Regions from separate parts of the Homo sapiens genome. Here region 1 is linked to region 2. A link is an interaction called in ENCODE POLR2A ChIA-PET data of the cell type or tissue named here. Cell type or tissue: endothelial cell of umbilical vein. All regions are shown on one strand. Each heading gives the region's core, and the rest is flanking DNA. Links, peaks and the distances in the headings are about the cores only.

Region 1 (8,554 bases), core at 555-8,554, 71 kb after region 2:
GAGGCTGAGGCAGAGAATTATATGAACCCAGGAGGCGGAGGTTGCAGTGAGCTGAGATCGCACCATTGCACTCTAGCCTGGGCAACAGGGAAGACTTTGTCTCAAAAAAAAAAAAAAAAACCAGCTAAAAAGAGCTACTTGTGCCTTTTTTGGGTAATTTTTTGGTTCACCTCAGAGACATGAGAATTACTGGTTTTTCTTTTTTGGGTTTTTTTTTTGTTTTTTTTTTGGTCGGGGGACAGAGTCTGCCTCTGTCTCTCAGGCTAGGGTGCATTGGTGCTATCATGGCTCACTGCAGGCTCAACCTCCTGGGTTCAGGTGATCCTCCCACCTCAGCCTCCATAGTAGCTGGGACTACAGGTGTGTGCCACCATGCACAGCTAATTTTTGTATTTTTTGTAGAGATGGGGTCTCACTGTGTTGCCCAGGCTGGTTTCAAACTCCTTGGCTCAAGCGATCCTCCTGCCTTGGCCTTTCAAAGTGCTGGGATTAAAGATGTTAGCTACAGCGCCCAGGGAGAATTGTTTTACTGTCTCTTAGGAGCACTTGGAAATGTGTGTTTAATTTAGAAACTCTGCCATTTTTATCTTCCGATGAGGAAATGTTTCGATATGTTAGAAATTGGTTTCACCATTTTGTTTGGGGAAATAAGAGATATAAATAGTAGATTTACTTCTGGACACGGTGGCTGATGGCTGTAATTCCTGCAAATTTGGGAAGCCAAGGTGAAAGGATTGCTTGAGCCCAGGAGTTTGAGACCAGCCTGGGCAACATAGTGAGATCCCCGTCTCTACAAAAAATGTTTAAGAAATTAGCCAGGCATAGTAATGTGTGCCTGCAGTCCTAGTTACTCAAGAAGCTCAACCTGTGGAAGGATTGCTTAATCCCAGGAATTTGAGGTTGCAGTGAGCTATGATGGCACTGCACTCCAGCCTGGGGGACAGACTTGAGACCCTGTCTCAAAAAAAAAAATTAGATTTAAAAAATATAGAAATGATAGATGCTTTTGTTTAACTATAAATATCAGCATATCTTATAATCAAGAATATAAACATTAATTGTTTCTATAAATTGTTCTGCATTTCTTTAGCCTTTATCTCCCTGCTAATATAGGTGATCATAAATCACTTTCCATTTAACAGTAATTCAGTAAACTTACATACAGGTTCTGATAATATGTTAATTTTAGCAGCTGTACTGCATTTCAGCACTTTAAATTCAACTGAGTTTGACTTGAAATACCTCCATTTTACTAAATTTAGATTTTTTTGGTACATAATTGTCCCTAGGTTTGAGCTACTCTGTCTCATAGTATGTATTTATGCTTCAGAAATTAATATCTTTTTCTTTCTTAGTATTTGAACCTTCAGATTCTTCCACTATTATAACCATTTTAAGTTCTTTTTAAAATTAAACTTATTTTTTTGGGATAGATAAAACTCAAGTATGTAGAAAGATGTACACGAAGTCTTATTTCTTCCTTTGCTTGCTACTTTATTTTCCTTCCACACTTTTTGGTATCCTGTTTATCCTTCCAGTGTTTTCCTTTTGTAGTTACAAACAAATGTGTATTTTATTCTGGAGATCTTTCCATATCTAGATAAAGATCTTTATTTTTAATAGCTTCATAGTATTTTCTTATGTAGATGTACCGTAGTTTAGTCACTCAATCCTTTGTGGCTATTTGGGTTGTTTTCTATTTTTTGCTGTTACAATGCCAAATGAATAACAATATACATGTAACATTTTCTATTTGAACAAGCAATTGTAGATCTTTAGGTCAAGTATTTTCTTCCACTGTCAGCTGAGAGAACCTAGAAGCAACAATATCCCTGTAGCAGTGAGCACACCTGGTGCCCAGATCTTGGTTTCTAACACCATTCTCCAGTAAAAGGAACCAGGCCTTTGTGGAGAAATGGCTGATTCTAGGACTGGGGCAGCTAATAAAACTGTAAGATCAACCTGGAGTATCTTGTAGTGCTGGAAAGGAAGGAACTATTCAAACAAAAACACGAATGAGTTATGTCAAAGGGACACAGCCAACTGAAAGAGTTCCCAGTAGCCAATACTGGAATAATTTGAGCAACAAAAAAGTAATATTGAATTATAACCCAAAGTATAAAATAATATCCATGAGTTCATGCTGATAGAAGTAAATGACTGACTAAATAAATAAATGGGGGAAGAATAGACAAATCTGTGCATAATTAGATACACAGCCCTCAAGGAAGTATAATACAACTCCCCACCTTTCAAGTGTGAGCTACATGAGGTGACTTCCTGCCAATAAGTACCATACTAATGTAAGATCTTACTAGCGGAAACTGAGTGTGTGGTTTAAGGGAACTCTTTACTATTTTTCTGTAAATCTAAAACGATACTAAAAGTTCACTTTTAAAAAACTGCTTCTGGGCCGGGCGCAGTGGCTCACGCCTGTAATCCCAGCACTTTGGGAGGCCAAGGTGGGCGGATCACGAGGTCAGGAGATCAAGACCATCCTGGCTAACACGGTGAAACCCTGTCTCTACTAAAAATACAAAAAATTAGCTGGGCGTAGTGGCGGGCGCCTGTAGTCTCAGCTACTTGGGAGGCTGAGGCAGGAGAATGGCGTGAACCCGGGAGGGGGAGCTTGCAGTGAGCCGAGATCGCACCACTGCACTCCAGCCTGGGCGACAGAGCGAGACTCCATCTCAAAAAAAAAAAAAAAACGAAAAAAAAAAACTGCTTCTGTAATTCTGATGCTGCCAGATTGCCATTTTGTACTACCACCTAAATGTGCAACAGGCCTGTTTCCCATAACCTCAGCAACTGAATGTGTTGTCAGACTTTTTGAGTTTTGCATTTGATAGATGAGAACTGGTTTAACTCAGGTTATTGTATTTTTCTCATTATCAATGACATTGGACATTTTTTCATATGTTTAAGGGGCATTTTACGTTTTTTCCCTTCTTTGAATTCTCATGTCCTTTATTTTTCTCTTAGGTCATTGGTCTTTGTTTTCAGGAATTTTCTGTTGGGAGATTAGCCCTTTATTTGTGATGTGGGTTGCAAATATGTATATTTTAGATTATGTTTTTTCATGCATAACTTTCGACTTTTATATGGTGAAGTAATTTTTTCTTTTATGTTTTTGGATTTTGAAATATATTTAGAAAAGTCTTCACCATTCCAAGGTTATAAGGAAGTTCATCCACATTTTCTTCTAATACTTGTGGTTGTGTTTTTCACATTTGGATTTTAAAATTTGGATCCTTCAGTTCCTCTCAATCTTTGAGGCATTTTAAATGCTTACCCCTTGCTTTCTGGTTATACCTGCATCAGCATGGTTGTGGCCATATAGGTGATTCAGATGACTTATAGTAAAAGAAATACTTAGGCATTTACTCTCAGTAAGAAGTCTCAACTTTCTGATTACTGATCATGATTATTATAGTAAATGGAAACTCCTTTAGAGTTTCTTTTCACTGTTAAATTGTATATTTTGTAGTATTTTTTCTACTGATTATCAGTATTGTGGATTATTCATGTATCAATTGGTTTTTTCCTTATCCTGTTTCTTATAGGATTCCTTTTTAGATTATTAAACCTGTCTGTGATCTGTTTCTCATCTTCCTTAGAACTCCTACTGGTTTTATGGTCCTCTGATTACTAAACTCTATTTTATAATCTTCAGAAGTTTAATTAGTAGGCCAGTTTGCTGTTTTAACTCATTAAGAAACTGGCCAGTAGTGTCAGTGGATACTGCCTAATATAGGGTGATGATTTATCTTAACCTTTTATAACAGTATTAATATTTTCCCCACATTGCTTGTGATGAGACTAGTGTCACTGAACTGAGCTTGTAACAGACATTTGGGAAGCTGTCTGGTGGTACTGCGGAATTTTGGCTGCTGGAAAATACCACCAAAAATTATCTGTTGAGTATATTGCTTATAAGCATTTGTAGGGGGCCATGTGGGTGTTGATAAGAATGGCAAACCAGAAAGGAACATCAAAGTTGGAGTGTTTATTATTGATGTTTTGGAGTCTGGTTTAAGTATTTCAAAGCTTTATTAGAATTAGGTGAGGATCATGATATAATAGTTTGATTGGACAGACATACCAAGGTAAGAGTTTTGAGGTAAGCTTTTTCAGTGTCTTAGAAAGTGAACAATCATTTGCTACTATTTATTGAAAAATTGAATAGTCTGATGTTGGTTTATATGGGTTTTTTGGGAAGTTCCTGAAATGAACAATGAAGTTTTTTGTAGCTCTTATCTGCCTGAGCAGGAGTTTCCTGGAATAGCAAAGTCATGTTGTTGAAGACAGCTGTATAATGATAGTTAATATAGATTGTAAACTTGGTGTAGACAGTTTCAGTTCTCAGTGTCCATTTAGAACCACAAGAAACTTGAACATGTATTTATAAAAAGTCTGATTCTTAGGCTCATTTGCAAAGACAATGCATTCTCTTGGTGAATAGTTTGACTTTCAATTTTTCCCCTGGGGAATGAGGCCTGACTTTAACAATTAGGTGTCAGACATGCCCAAGTAGGCAGTTGGATAGGTGAGTCTGCAGCTTAATAAAGAGGTCAGGATCACTGTAATACCAGCAGTTTGGGAGGCCAAGGCAGGTGGATCACCTGAGGTCAGGAGTTTGAGACCAGCCGGGCCAACATCGTGAAACCCCATCTCTACTAAAAATACAAAAAATTACCCAGGCGTGGTGGTGGGTGCCTGTAATCCCAGCTACTCAGGAGGCTGAGGCAGGAGAATCACTTGAACCCAGGATGCGGAGGTTGCAGTGAGCTGAGCCCAGGATGCGGAGGTTGCAGTGAGCTGAGATCGCGCCATTGTACTCCAGCCTAGGCAACAAGAGCAAAACTCTGTCTCAAAAAAAAAAAAAAAAAAAAAGGTTAGGATCAGAGATGGAAATTTGGGAGTCACTGTGTGTAGATGTTGTCCACCCAGAATGAGCTTGCCTAAGGAGGAAACATAGAAGAAAAATGCTTGTGCCAGGACTTAGGCCACACTGGTGTGTGTGTATGTGTGGCTGAGGGTGGGGTAAAGGGGTGGAATAAATCTGCAGAGGAGTGGCCAGAGAGGTTGGAAGAAAACCAAGATATTGTTATAGAGAAGCCAAGGAAAATGTGTTTAGGATAATGAAGGACTGGTCAAACTCCTATAATTATAGGCAAGGAGCAGTGAAGATAACTGGTGTAGGTTAGTTCAGGAAATTTCTACCTGAAAGCTCTATGTTTAACTCATTTTTGTGTACATATGTATACACACAGGCACACTGTATGGGTTAGGGAAAGGGTCATCATATAATTGTGGATGGTGGAGATGGTTTGAAGTAGACATTGGGGAGAGTAGGAGACCAAGTGCAGCAGAGAAATATAGTAAGATTATTGGCCAGTGTTGAGGCCCATTTAGGTTCGCTGATCAAACTGTTCTGTTGTGTGACTGTTCAGCAGTGCTGAGATGAACTGGTGCTGATGTGGAGAAAGTCTTAGGTGGATTAGGATTGGGATGGACAAGAATATATTTGTGCATTACAGTAGATCCAAGTATATGTACCTTTCTGCCTTTGGAGTGGCTGTAGCATTGTGTTGTTTCATTTATTTCTGATGGGCTCTTCTCATGACCTCACTTGCTTGAAAGCTTACTGCTTGACTGGTATTCAGCCCATCTGAACTTACTTTACTTCTGTGGAGAAGTAAATTAGTTCCCCCCTTTTCCTGGTTTCCACAGAGTCTTGAGATCTCTGATGTTGCTTCTTAGGAAGAAGGGGCATTTGACTAAATTTATAAAGGAAGTATAAGAATTTGCCAAGAGGTCAGAGAATGGGATGAAGGGGAAGGGGTTAATTGTTCCTGGTAGAGGGATATGCTTGTGCAAAGTTAAGAGGCCTGAGCAAAACACCTTAAGGGAATAGAAGCTACAAATAATTTCTTTGAGGCAATGAAGCACTCACTGTGTATCTCTGGAGATGGAGCTGAAAAGTAGTGGGGTCAGAACACAAAGTTCTTGTAAGGCTAGGTGAAGAATGACCTGTTGGCCCCAGAGATTAATTTTTACTTAACAATTTTTCTACGCATGTACAAAATAACGGCTGTTCACAGAACTATTCAGTTCATGACATTCTTCACCTAAGAATTGCCTAGTGGGAAAATGTGTTTGCAGATTAGTTATCTGAATTTGATAATATTTTCATAGAAATAATTTTACCAATTTGGCTGCCGTGTTGCTCCATGAAAGTTACTTAATTTCTCATTTTGGCTGTTAATGGGGAAAGAGGGTTAGTGATATGTAGCTTGCAATTTTATATACAGAACATAAATCAGATGTTCATAATTTGGGAGTATACAGTGGCAAAAATAGTATATGTTAAATGCTTACTGTGTGCTAGGTACAATACATGCATTCTGATTTAGATCTCACATCCTTTTGGAGTAATTGTTTTTTGTTTTTTTGAGACGGAGTCTTGCTCTGTCGCCCAGGGTGGAGTGGTCTTCGCTCTGTCGCCCAGGGTGGAGTGCAATGGCGCGATCTTGGCTCACTGCCACCTCCACCTCTCAGGTTCAAGCGATTCTCCTGCCCCAGCCTCCTAAGTAGCTGGGACTACAGGGGCACACCACCACGCCCAGCTAATTTTTGTATTTTTAGTAGAGACAGGGTTTCACCATCTTGGTCAGGCTGGTTTTGATCTCCTGACCTTGTGATCTGTCCGCCTTGGCCTCCCAAAGTGCTGGGATTACAGGCGTGAGTCACTGTGCCCAGCCATTGAGGTAATTGTTAATTCTTTTCTCTCTCTCTCTTTTCTTCTGAGATGGAGTTTTGCTCTTGTCACCTAGGCTGGGGTGCAATGGCGCAATCTCGGCTCACTGCAACCTCTGCCTCCCAGGTTCAAAGTGATTCCCCTGCCTCAGCCTCCCTAGTAGCTGCAATTACAGGTGCCTGCCACCACGCCCGGCTAATTTTTTGTATTTTTAGTAGAGACGGGGTTTCGCCATGTTGGCCAGGCTGATATCCAACTCTTGACCTCAGGTTATCCGCCTGCCTAGGCCTCCCAAAGTGCTGGGATTACAGGCACTTTGGGAGCCACCGCAGCTGGCCTGTTAATTGCCTTCTCTGAAGAGAAAACTAAATGCAGTTTTCTCAGTGTCATACTTCTCACTGTCTCTCTAGTGTTTAAATGAAGGAATCAGGATTTGAACCTAGGTTAGGCTTACCCTAGGACTTATTCTCAGTTTCTCTTAAAGAAAGTGAACTTCCTATGTGCTATAAACTCTTTATCACTAGTGCCAAAGTTGTGTGTACCATAATTAACATTTCACTGTAGGTGTTAATTAAATGTAGTGATGTGTTAACCTCTAAGCTTTTGAGAAGACTGAATAGGTAGTAAGCAATAATGAAGCAAAGAGAGAATCTAGGCTCATAAAGCCATCCTTTGGTTAACTAGAATCCATTTAATTCACCTAATGGAAAATTCAGATAGCCCAAACAATATTCTGTTTGTCAGAATTCTGGTTAATTCAAATATTACTGTTTTAAAATGCTTTTCTATATCCTCATAGGAAATCTTTCAACATTTTTTAAAGGCTATCATTTGTAATGTATATGCATATTTTACCCTCTTTTTCTTCACTTTGTGTTAATTTCTTTATTTTTTCTATTTATAATATACTGAGGTTTCCTAAATAAGTAAAATTAGAAGAATAGAGAGTTCTGCAAATAAAAATGAAAACCTCTGAAAAAAAGTGGCTGTGGAGTATTTTTTTTCAGTTGATTATTCAGGTACACCTTTTCTTACTGTTTTGGTGAAAATCTACAATTTGGCCTTTACCTTAGATCTTATAAAGATGATAGAGTATGCTTGGAAATTGGCTCATTGTTATGCTCCCTTCCTGTTAGGATTGGTATGTGAACAATTTCTAATTTTCCACTTAGCAAGTAATGTGATGGAGGATTAGAGTGCCTCCCACCCCTCACCAAATCACAAAAAAAGCTTTTCTGAAGATAATGGTAGTTTTATAGTTTTGAGATCAATTGATTCGGCCCTAGGAAGACTCTATTTTGAGGCCTTTTCAATATCTTTGAAATTAACTGGCCATATAAGAGGGAGATTTTTTTCCTTCACAGCTCTTCTTCCCCCAAAGAAAACCTTTACCAGAAGATTGAAGAATGCTGGCATTTTTAATATGTTGCCAAGTCTTCTACTGTTGCCATGGAAAGTTGGCCACTACTTAGTAGAATTTGTCTTATAAAGGCTTTAATAGTGTTAGTTTTTAAAAGATGTTATAACTATTATTGTCATAAATTACAGAATGACAAAATAGCATTTGTCCAGTTCAGATGCCTCTTGGAGAGAAAGACTAGAAAGTTGTACACACACACACACACACACACAAACACACACTCACTCACACACTGTCTCTCTCTCTCCGTCCCCCCTCTTTTTAACATGATAAGCAAATTCATATTTACCTTGTGCCAAGTATGCTAAGAACATTCTTAATGAAACCTACATGAATATTTAGAAAGTAGGTGATTTTGTGAGATTTGCAGTTTA
Region 2 (8,599 bases), core at 1-8,000:
CCTGAGTAGCTGGGACGACAGGTGCCTGCCACCACGCCCAGCTAATTTTTTTTTGTATTGTTAGTAGAGACGGGGTTTCACCGTGTTAGCCAGGATGGTCTCGATCTCCTGACTTCATGATCCACCCGCCTCAGCCTCCCAAAGTGCTGGGATTACAGGCGTGAGCCACCGCACCTGGCCTGTTGTTGTTGTTTTTGAGACGGAGTCTCACTGTCGCCCAGGCTGGAGTGCAGTGGCATGATCTTGGCTCATTGCAACCTCCGCCTCCCGGATTCAAGCAATTCTCCTTGCCTCAGTCTCCTGAGTAGCTGGGATTACAGGCGCCCACTACCACACACAGGTAATTTTTTGTATTTTTTAGTAGAGACGGGGTTTCACCATGTTGACCAGGCTGATCTTGACCTCCTGACCTTAGGTGATCGTCCACCTCAGCCTCCCAAAGTGCTGGGATTATAGGCGTGAGCCACCGTGCCCAGCCTCAATCTTGTTTATCCTTTCAAGTAACAAACTTTGTGTTTCATTGATCCATTGTATGGTTTTCTTGGTCCAAGTTTGTTTAGTTCTGCTCTAATTATAGTTTTTTTTTTCCCTTTTGCTAGCTTTAGGTTTAGTTTGTTCTTGTTTTTCTAGTTCTATTATGTGTTCTATAAGGTTGTTAATTTGAGACCTATCTTCTGGATGTCAAAGCCGATATTCTTTAGTATTGTACTACACCATTTACCACCATTAACATTATTAACTTTCATGGACTAGTCCCATGCATAGGTAAATGAAATGGTTGACTACATTGTGCAATTAAAAGCTACTGAAGGCTGGTGCAGTGGCTTATGCCTGTAATCCCAGCACTTTGGGAAGCCAAGGCAGGTGGATCACCTGAGGTCAGAAGTTTGAAACCAGCCTGGCCAACACGGTGAAACCCTGTCTCTACTAAAAATACAAAAAATTATCTGGGTGTGGTGGTAGGCACCTGTAATCCCAGCTACTTGGGAGGCTGAGGCAGGAGAATTGCTTGAACCTGGGTGGTGGAGGTTGCAGTGAGCCAATATCCTGCCACTGCCCTCCAACTTCAGTGACAGAGTGAGACTCTATCTCAAAAAAAGAAAGAAAAAAGAAAAAAAGAAGCTACTGAAGGATTTACCTGTCCCCAAACACTGTCTCCACATTCTGCAGTAGTAATAACAGTTATGTCACTTTTTGAGTTATTTTTTCCATAATATTAGTAAAGTTTGCCCCCTATGGGAGATAATACATTAATCCATAGATTAACAAATTAAACTGCAATTTAATAACTATCTATTAAAACTAGATTCCCAGCAGAAGTAGAATTAAAAAACAAAAACAAAACAAAAACCTAGATTCTCTGCAGAAAAATAGGATTAAAAAGAACAAAAACGGCCGGGCACAGTGACTCATGCCTGTAATCCCAGCACTTTGGGAGGCCAAGGTGGGCAGATCACCTGAGGTCAGGAGTTCGAGACCAGCCTGACCAATATAGGGAAACCCCGTCTCTACTAAAAATACAAAAATTAGCCAGGCATGGTGGCGGTCACCTGTAATCCCAGCTACTCGGGAGGCTGAGGCAGGAGAATGGCTTGAACCTGGGAGGCAGAGCTTGCAGTGAGCCGAGATCGCGCCACTGCACTCCAGCCTGGGTGACAGAGCGAGACTCTGACTCAAAAAAAACAAAACAAAACAAAAAACACTTTCCTTGATCTCCCAGTAAGTGGATAGTCAAGCTAGGAGTTGAGTCTATGTATTTAATCATTGTATTATACTTTTCTCTCCTATTTCTCACTCTCGTTTCAGTCACTCCTCATATGACATGCGATTCTCCATCCTTTTCCTGTGACTCACAGTCCAGGTGGTCACTGCTGCTTTTAAACAGAGTCACTGTAGTAGACTGAATTCATTGGGAAGCAGGCACTGAGACAGAGTTTATAGCTTGCAGGATGTTTATTAAGGAGCACCCTTGGCGTCAACACATAAGGAACAGGGCAGGGGAGGTAGGAGCAAAGCAAACCCAAGACATTTTCATAATTTTTATAGGCCTATTAAAGTATATGTTATAAAATATTCATAGCTTACTCTGAAAAGGTAAATATTTTGAATTGACTGGATATATAAGATCAGCTGAAATTTTGCCTACATTAAATTAATCTTGGCCAGGAGCAGTGGCTCATGCCTGTAATCCCAGCACTTTGGGAGGCCAAGGTGGGCAGATCACTTGAGGTCGGGAGTTTGAGACCAGCCTGGCCAACATGGCAAAAACCCGTCTCTACTAAAACTACAAAAATTAGCAGGGCGTGGTGGCAGGCACCTGTAGTCCCAGCTACTCAGGAGGCTGAGGCAGGAGAATCGCTTGAACCCGGGGGGCAGAGGCTGCAGTGAGCCAAGATTGCACCATTGCACTCCAGCCTGGGTGACAGAGCAGGACTCCATCTCAAAAATAAAAATAATAATTAATCTTATGCCCTATTTTTGTCCTCAAATTTGATCAAGGCAAATTCACCCAGAACCCACTATTAAAATGGGACATAATTGTGTTGAGGAGTGATGATCATGGAAACCATTTTACTGATTCAGGCTAATTAAGTAAAAAAAAAAGGGGGGGGGGCTATTTTAACTTCCTCAGATATGTGATATATCTTTGAAAATACAAGGTAAATTCTTCTTGTAAATGTTACAAAAAGGGCTACAGATCCCTTAATAAAGATTATTAGACCTTTATCCATGTACAAGTTCTTTTGTTTGTTAGTTTAATAATGCTACTGCTGGTTGATCAACCAAGCTGTTTTAGGAGCTCCACAGTATATTAGCAAGTCTGTAAAGTAATAGATAATTAGTCCTTAACCAAAAAAAAAAAAAAAAAAAAAAAAAGGAGAATGTCACAGCCCCCACACATCTGTTACTTGTCAGATGTCTATTACAGTGGCTGCTCCAAATGCCATTAAAGTGAAACCTTGAATTCTTGCCTATTTATTCTCACAGTCTGTTTATCAACTCTTCGTATTCTAAAGCTCCATACACTTGTTTTCTTGTTTTTTATTACACTATTAATTTCAGCAATTACAATGTATGGCTTAGCTAGAGGAGTTTCTACAGTATAAATATTAAAAATAGGCCGGACGCGGTGGCCCATACCTGTAATCCTAGCACTTTGGGAGGCCGAGGTGGGAGGATCATTTGAGGCCAGGCATTCAAGATTAGCCTGGTCAACATGGTGAAACCCCTTCTCTACTAAAAATACAAAAATTAGCCGGGCATAGTGGTACGTGCCTCTAATCCCAGCTACTCAGGAGGCTGAGGCAGGAGAATTGCTTGAACCCGGGAGGCAGCGGTTGCAGTGAGCTGAGATCACGCCACTGCACTCCAGCCTGGGCAACACAGTGAGACACTGTCTCAAAAAAAAATACATAAAAATAAAAATCACACAAATGTATGAAAGGAAGATTGATGGAATATTATTTTAATAACAGCTATGAAGTACAGAAGATACAGAAATTTACTAGGGAAAATTAAAAGTAAGTAAATTAGAAGAAACAGGAAGTAGAAGGTGATAAAGAAGAATCATCCATCTGCTAAATTAGTAACTCTCATTCAATGTGGATTTCAATACAGTATTGTTACTCCACATTACTAAGTTCACTGAGAAGATATTTTAAGTGGCAACTTCCACTGTTAAGTTTAATTACTTTTACAAAGTAAGCCAGTCAGATTCCTCAGATGCCAGACTCTTAGTTATATTTTTCAGCAGGCCATAGCATCTCTAATACCCAGCAAAATCCAGGTTACCACAGACATAACTACTTCTTCGAAGTAGTCCAACCCTGTCTCTTTCACTAAACTAACTTGATTCCCTTGTTAATTTTGTATAAATGTTCTCCATGGAAACAGCTCCTTGTTAGTCATACTGAGAAAGGAGCAAAATAACCTGGCTGCTTGGGTATACCAATTACTATTATCAGTAGGTTTTTTGGTTTGTTTTTGTTTTTTACTCTCTTGAATTAATGAATTTGCTAGACGTCAAAGGAGACTTCAATGCTTATCAAACACAATCTTCTGTATAGATGGTTTTCCCATGAATGAACCCAAGATTTCCTATAAGAATTACACAATATGTGTTGTTCACTTTGCCAAGTCTTTATCTTGCCTATGATGTAAAGCTGAGCTCTGAGAGGGAAATACTGAGAGAAGGGTCAGCCGGAGGCCCTGAACCAACTTCATAGTTGCAAGGGGAAACTGACTAATCTTAGAAATTTGTTTTTCCTTCCTTGTCCTAGGCTTAATCCAACTGGAGGAAATTGACTGGCATTTCATTATTTTCCTTTACAATAAGCTTGGAGCAAGCTGCAGAGGAAACTAGTCAGGTCAGAGCAGAAAGGAAACTGCCTAGTACCTTCGTCAGTTTCCTGTTGCATCTGACTGATAGCAGAACGAAGAGGATGTGATGTTATGGTGCTGGGGTTTGATTCTGAGATGCTGCTGATAAAGGCTCCACCTTCCATTCAGTGGCTAGTGATTCATGGTTTTCTACTGACCTAATCTAGCTTCAGACTTCAGAGCTTTCCCTTTAAGAATCCCTTAGCTAACTAGAATTTCAACTGCTTATGCTGCGTAAGATATAGAGAGCCTAGAATGAAAATCTATTATTTATAAACAGCTCCCTGGTAATCTATCAAGCTCCAGAAATACACAAGATCTGTCTCCAGGGAAATTAGTTCCTTCAGGCTTTGGTCTGCTCACCACAGACATTTCCATGGGAAAAATGTCTTCTGATTTAGTCAAGTGGTAGGTAGGAGTGTTTTAAAGACATTTTGTTAGAATCTGTATCCCAAATATTCCTTTTTTCTTTCTTTCCTTTTAGAGACAGGGTATGGCTCTGTCGCCCAGGCTGGAGTACAGTGGTACAATCTCCACTCGCTGCAGCTTCAATTTCCTGAGCTCAGGCAGTCCACCCAACTCAGCGTCCCGAGTAGCTGGGACTAAAGGTGTGCACCACCACACCCGGCTATTTTTTTTTTTTTTTTTGTATTTTTTTTGTAGAGACAGGGTTTCACCATGTTGCCCAGGCTGGTCTGAAACTCCTGGACTCAAGCGATCTGCCCACCTTGGACTCCCAAAGTGCTGAGATTACAGGCGTAAGCCACCATGCCATGTCCAGCCCCAAATATTCTTAATAGGGCATATGACCATTCTATTTAAAAATTTTAATGACTTCTCCTTGATTTAGTATAAAATTCTAGTTTCTTTACAAATAATTTGAAAGCCTTATACTATCTATTGCCTACCTACCTTTCTAGACTTATTTCAAACTATCCCACTATTTTTTTTTGAGACAGAGTTTTGCTCTTATCACCCAGGCTGGAGTACAGTGGCACTATCTCAGCTCACTGCAACCTTCACCTCCTGGATTCAAGCAATTCTCCTGCCTCAGCCTCCCAAGTAGCTGGAATTAACAGGCATGCCCCACCACACCTAGCTAATTTTTGTATTTTTAGTAGAGATGGGTTTTCCCCATGTTGGCCAGGCTGGTCTCGAACTCCTGAGCTCAGGTGATCCGCCTGCCTCGGCCTCCCAAAGTGCTGGGATTGCAGGTGTGAGCCACTGCACCCGGCGAAGTTTTTTTTAAAAGAGTCCATACATAGTGTTCCAAGTTTTTGGAGCTTGGGCTTAGGCCGGGCTATCATCCTAAATGTCCTCACCATTTCTGTTTTTGTTTGTAATTCAAGTCCAGTTTCAGTTGCTTCTTCATTAGGTCTTCCACAACTACTTCGGGTACAAAGAAATTGCACAATCACTGTAGTATTTATTATCTCTATTTCTCATTTGGCCGTTAACCACTTCACAGAGGGAGCGCATCTTGATTTTTTTTTTTTTTTTTTTTTTTTTTGAGATGGAATTTCTCTCTTGTTGCCCAGGCTGGAGTGTTTGTCGATCTCGGCTCGCTGCAACCTCCGCCTCCCAGGTTCAAGTGATTCTCCTGCCTCAGCCTCCCGAATAGCTGGGATTATAGCCGCCTGCCACCATGCCCGGCTAATTTTTATATTTTTAGTGCCGACGGGGTTTCACCATGTTGGCCAGGCTGGTCTCGAACTCCTGACCTCAGGTGATCCACCCACCTCAGCCTCCCAAAGTGCTGGGATTACAGGCGTAAGCCACTGCGCCCGGCCTCTTGTGCTGTTTTATTATGCGGTAGTGATTCTTAAATCTTGCATTCCTGTTTAAGTTTGTATTATTTTGTAATAATTTCAGGAGGAAGATTATATGTCTTACTTCTTTCTATGCCTTCACACCATATAAAGACCATATAGTGTCTTCAATCATATTTTAGATTAATTTATTGAAAGCACAAGTATTAAACAGGTACAAACATAACCATGTATATATTTAAGTGGAATACAATGATCTTGCACTACAATAAAATAATTATTGGCTTGGGCAATTTAAATAGGTTAAATTCTTATAGACTCTCAGATTTATAATTTTACAGGAAATGCCTTGACCATTTTAACCAACCAATCAACCAAGTTATTAAACAAGCAAAAGCAAACAGAAGTTTCTAAGTTTGGCTGATAATGATACCTGGTTTGTTGACTGCACCTGTGCAGATATAGCTTAATTGACTGTAACAAATATACCATTTGAGTGTAGGATGTTGATGGTGGGGGAGGCTGTACCTGTGTGGAGTTAGAAGGTACATGAGAAATCTCTGTACCTTCTTCTTAATTTTGCTGTAAACTTAAAATTGCTCTGAAAAATAAAGTCTATTAAAACAACAACAAAAGGGCGGGCGTGGTGGCTCCTGACTGTAATCCCAACACTTTGGGAGGCCGAGGTGGGTGGATCACCTGAGGTCAGGAGTTTGAGACCAGCCTGACCAACATGGTGAAACCCCATCTCTACTAAAACTACAAAAATTAGCTGGGTGTGGTGGCACGCACCTGTAATTCCAGCTACTCACGAGGCTGAGGCAGGAGAATTGCTTGAACCCGGGAGGTGGAGGTTGCAGTGAGCTGTGATCGCGTCATTGCACTCCAGCCTGGGCAACAGAGCAAGACTCTGTCTCAAAAACAAAATAAAATAAAATAAATAAAATAAAACAACAACAACAAACAAAAAACCTTCTCAGCACTTGTTGTATTGAACCATTTACGTACCACACCAGATTGCTCAGTAGTATCTGATCCCCACCCCCAAACCTCAGTCACTTGACAAGTTTCCACAATCATTGTGATAGAAGAAGGAGTTCCTGTGTAGGGCATGGCCTGACAAAGAGGGACCTTTGTATATTCACATTGTCTGGGATCCCTGGAGGCTGTGCCTTCACCAGAAGCTTCCAGGAGTCATTAGAAATCACAGAAGGGCAAAAGGAGCGGACTTTAATGAGTGAGAGACCAGAGAGACCAGAGACAGAGAGAACCCAACAGATAAATTGTCGTTTGTCCTATCCATGAACTGTTCTGAGATGTGCTGGATTTCTATAACCTCTCTGGACACCAAACTATCAACGGTGTTTTGTTGTGAAGCTGTGTCTCCAGTAAAACCATATACCACTTTTTATTTGCTCTCCTTCCTTTGCGGACTCAATTTCTTTTTCTCTTCTCTCTTAGTGCCCTGGGATTGTACCTCTCTCCAGAATGATGGATATATAACTTCTATTTTCTTTTTTTCTACTTTTTTTTTTTTTGAGACAGAGTTCGCTCTGTTGCCCAGGCTGGAATGCAATGGCGTGGTCTCAGCTCACGGCAACCTCTGCCTCCCAGGTTCAAGTGATTCTCCTGCCTCAGCCTCCCGAGTAGCTGGGATTACAGGCATGCACTACTACACCCTGCTAATTTTGTATTTTTAGTAGAGACAGGATTTCTCCATGTTGGTCAGGCTGGTCTCGAACTCCCGACCTCAGGTGATCTGCCTGCCTCGGCCTCCCAAAGTGCTGGGATTACAGGTGTGAGCCACCACACCCGGCTATAACCTCTATTTTCTAGGAAATGTGAACCACTTTCAAATGCCAAACCCTGTGCTAGGTATTAGGGAAAAGACATCATGTTCTAGTGTTACAAATACTTTTTAAAATATTTTATTTGTTTGCTTTGATGAATTCATATGGTCAAAAAAGCAAAGTCTTGAAAGGATAAACAGTGAAAACCTCCTGTATTAGTCTGTTCTCACAATGCTATAAAGACATACCTGAAATTTGGTAATTTATAAAGAAAGGGGGTTTAATTGACTCACAGTTTTGCATGGCTGGGGAAGCCTCAGGAAACTTACAATCATGGTGGAAGGTGAAAGGGAAGCAAGGTGTGTCTTATACGATGGCAGGAGAGAGAGAGCAAAGGAAGTCACACTTTTAAACCATTAGATCTTGTGAGAACTCACTATCATGAAAACAGCAAGGGGGAAACCACCTCCATGTTCCAATCACCTCCCACGAGGTCCCTCTCTCAACACGTGGGGATTACAATTTGAGATGAGATTTGGGTGGGTACATAGAGCCAAACCATATTACCTCCCTTCCACACATGTGCCCCTGACACTCCATGACTTCTGCCTCCTGTTCCCCTCCCAATAATAGAGCTGGGAAATAATCTCATATCAATAC

The links. ChIA-PET counts read pairs that join two places held together with the same protein. Peaks named below come from ENCODE experiments on the same cell type or tissue, not always from the same donor. Only the 100,000 strongest peaks of a DNase experiment are listed, where the experiment ranks them.
Region 1: POLR2A ChIA-PET joins it to region 2 with 11 read pairs; 5 of 35 experiments call an interaction of 5 or more read pairs at or near these places.

Annotation. Positions count from the first base shown.
Region 1 is chr12:96,371,850-96,380,403 of GRCh38, reverse strand. All of the region lies in intron 1 of CDK17 (cyclin dependent kinase 17), which reads left to right. Among named protein-coding and RNA genes, the nearest start is that of CDK17, 24 kb to the left of the region's middle. In endothelial cell of umbilical vein, for the core only: no CTCF peak of the experiment used is centred there; DNase peaks (open chromatin) are centred at 4,303, 5,051, 7,926 and 8,083; H3K27ac peaks cover 4,956 bases.
Region 2 is chr12:96,441,785-96,450,383 of GRCh38, reverse strand. No RefSeq gene overlaps it. Among named protein-coding and RNA genes, the nearest start is that of CFAP54, 43 kb to the left of the region's middle. In endothelial cell of umbilical vein, for the core only: no CTCF peak of the experiment used is centred there; DNase peaks (open chromatin) are centred at 1,853 and 4,333; H3K27ac peaks cover 6,184 bases.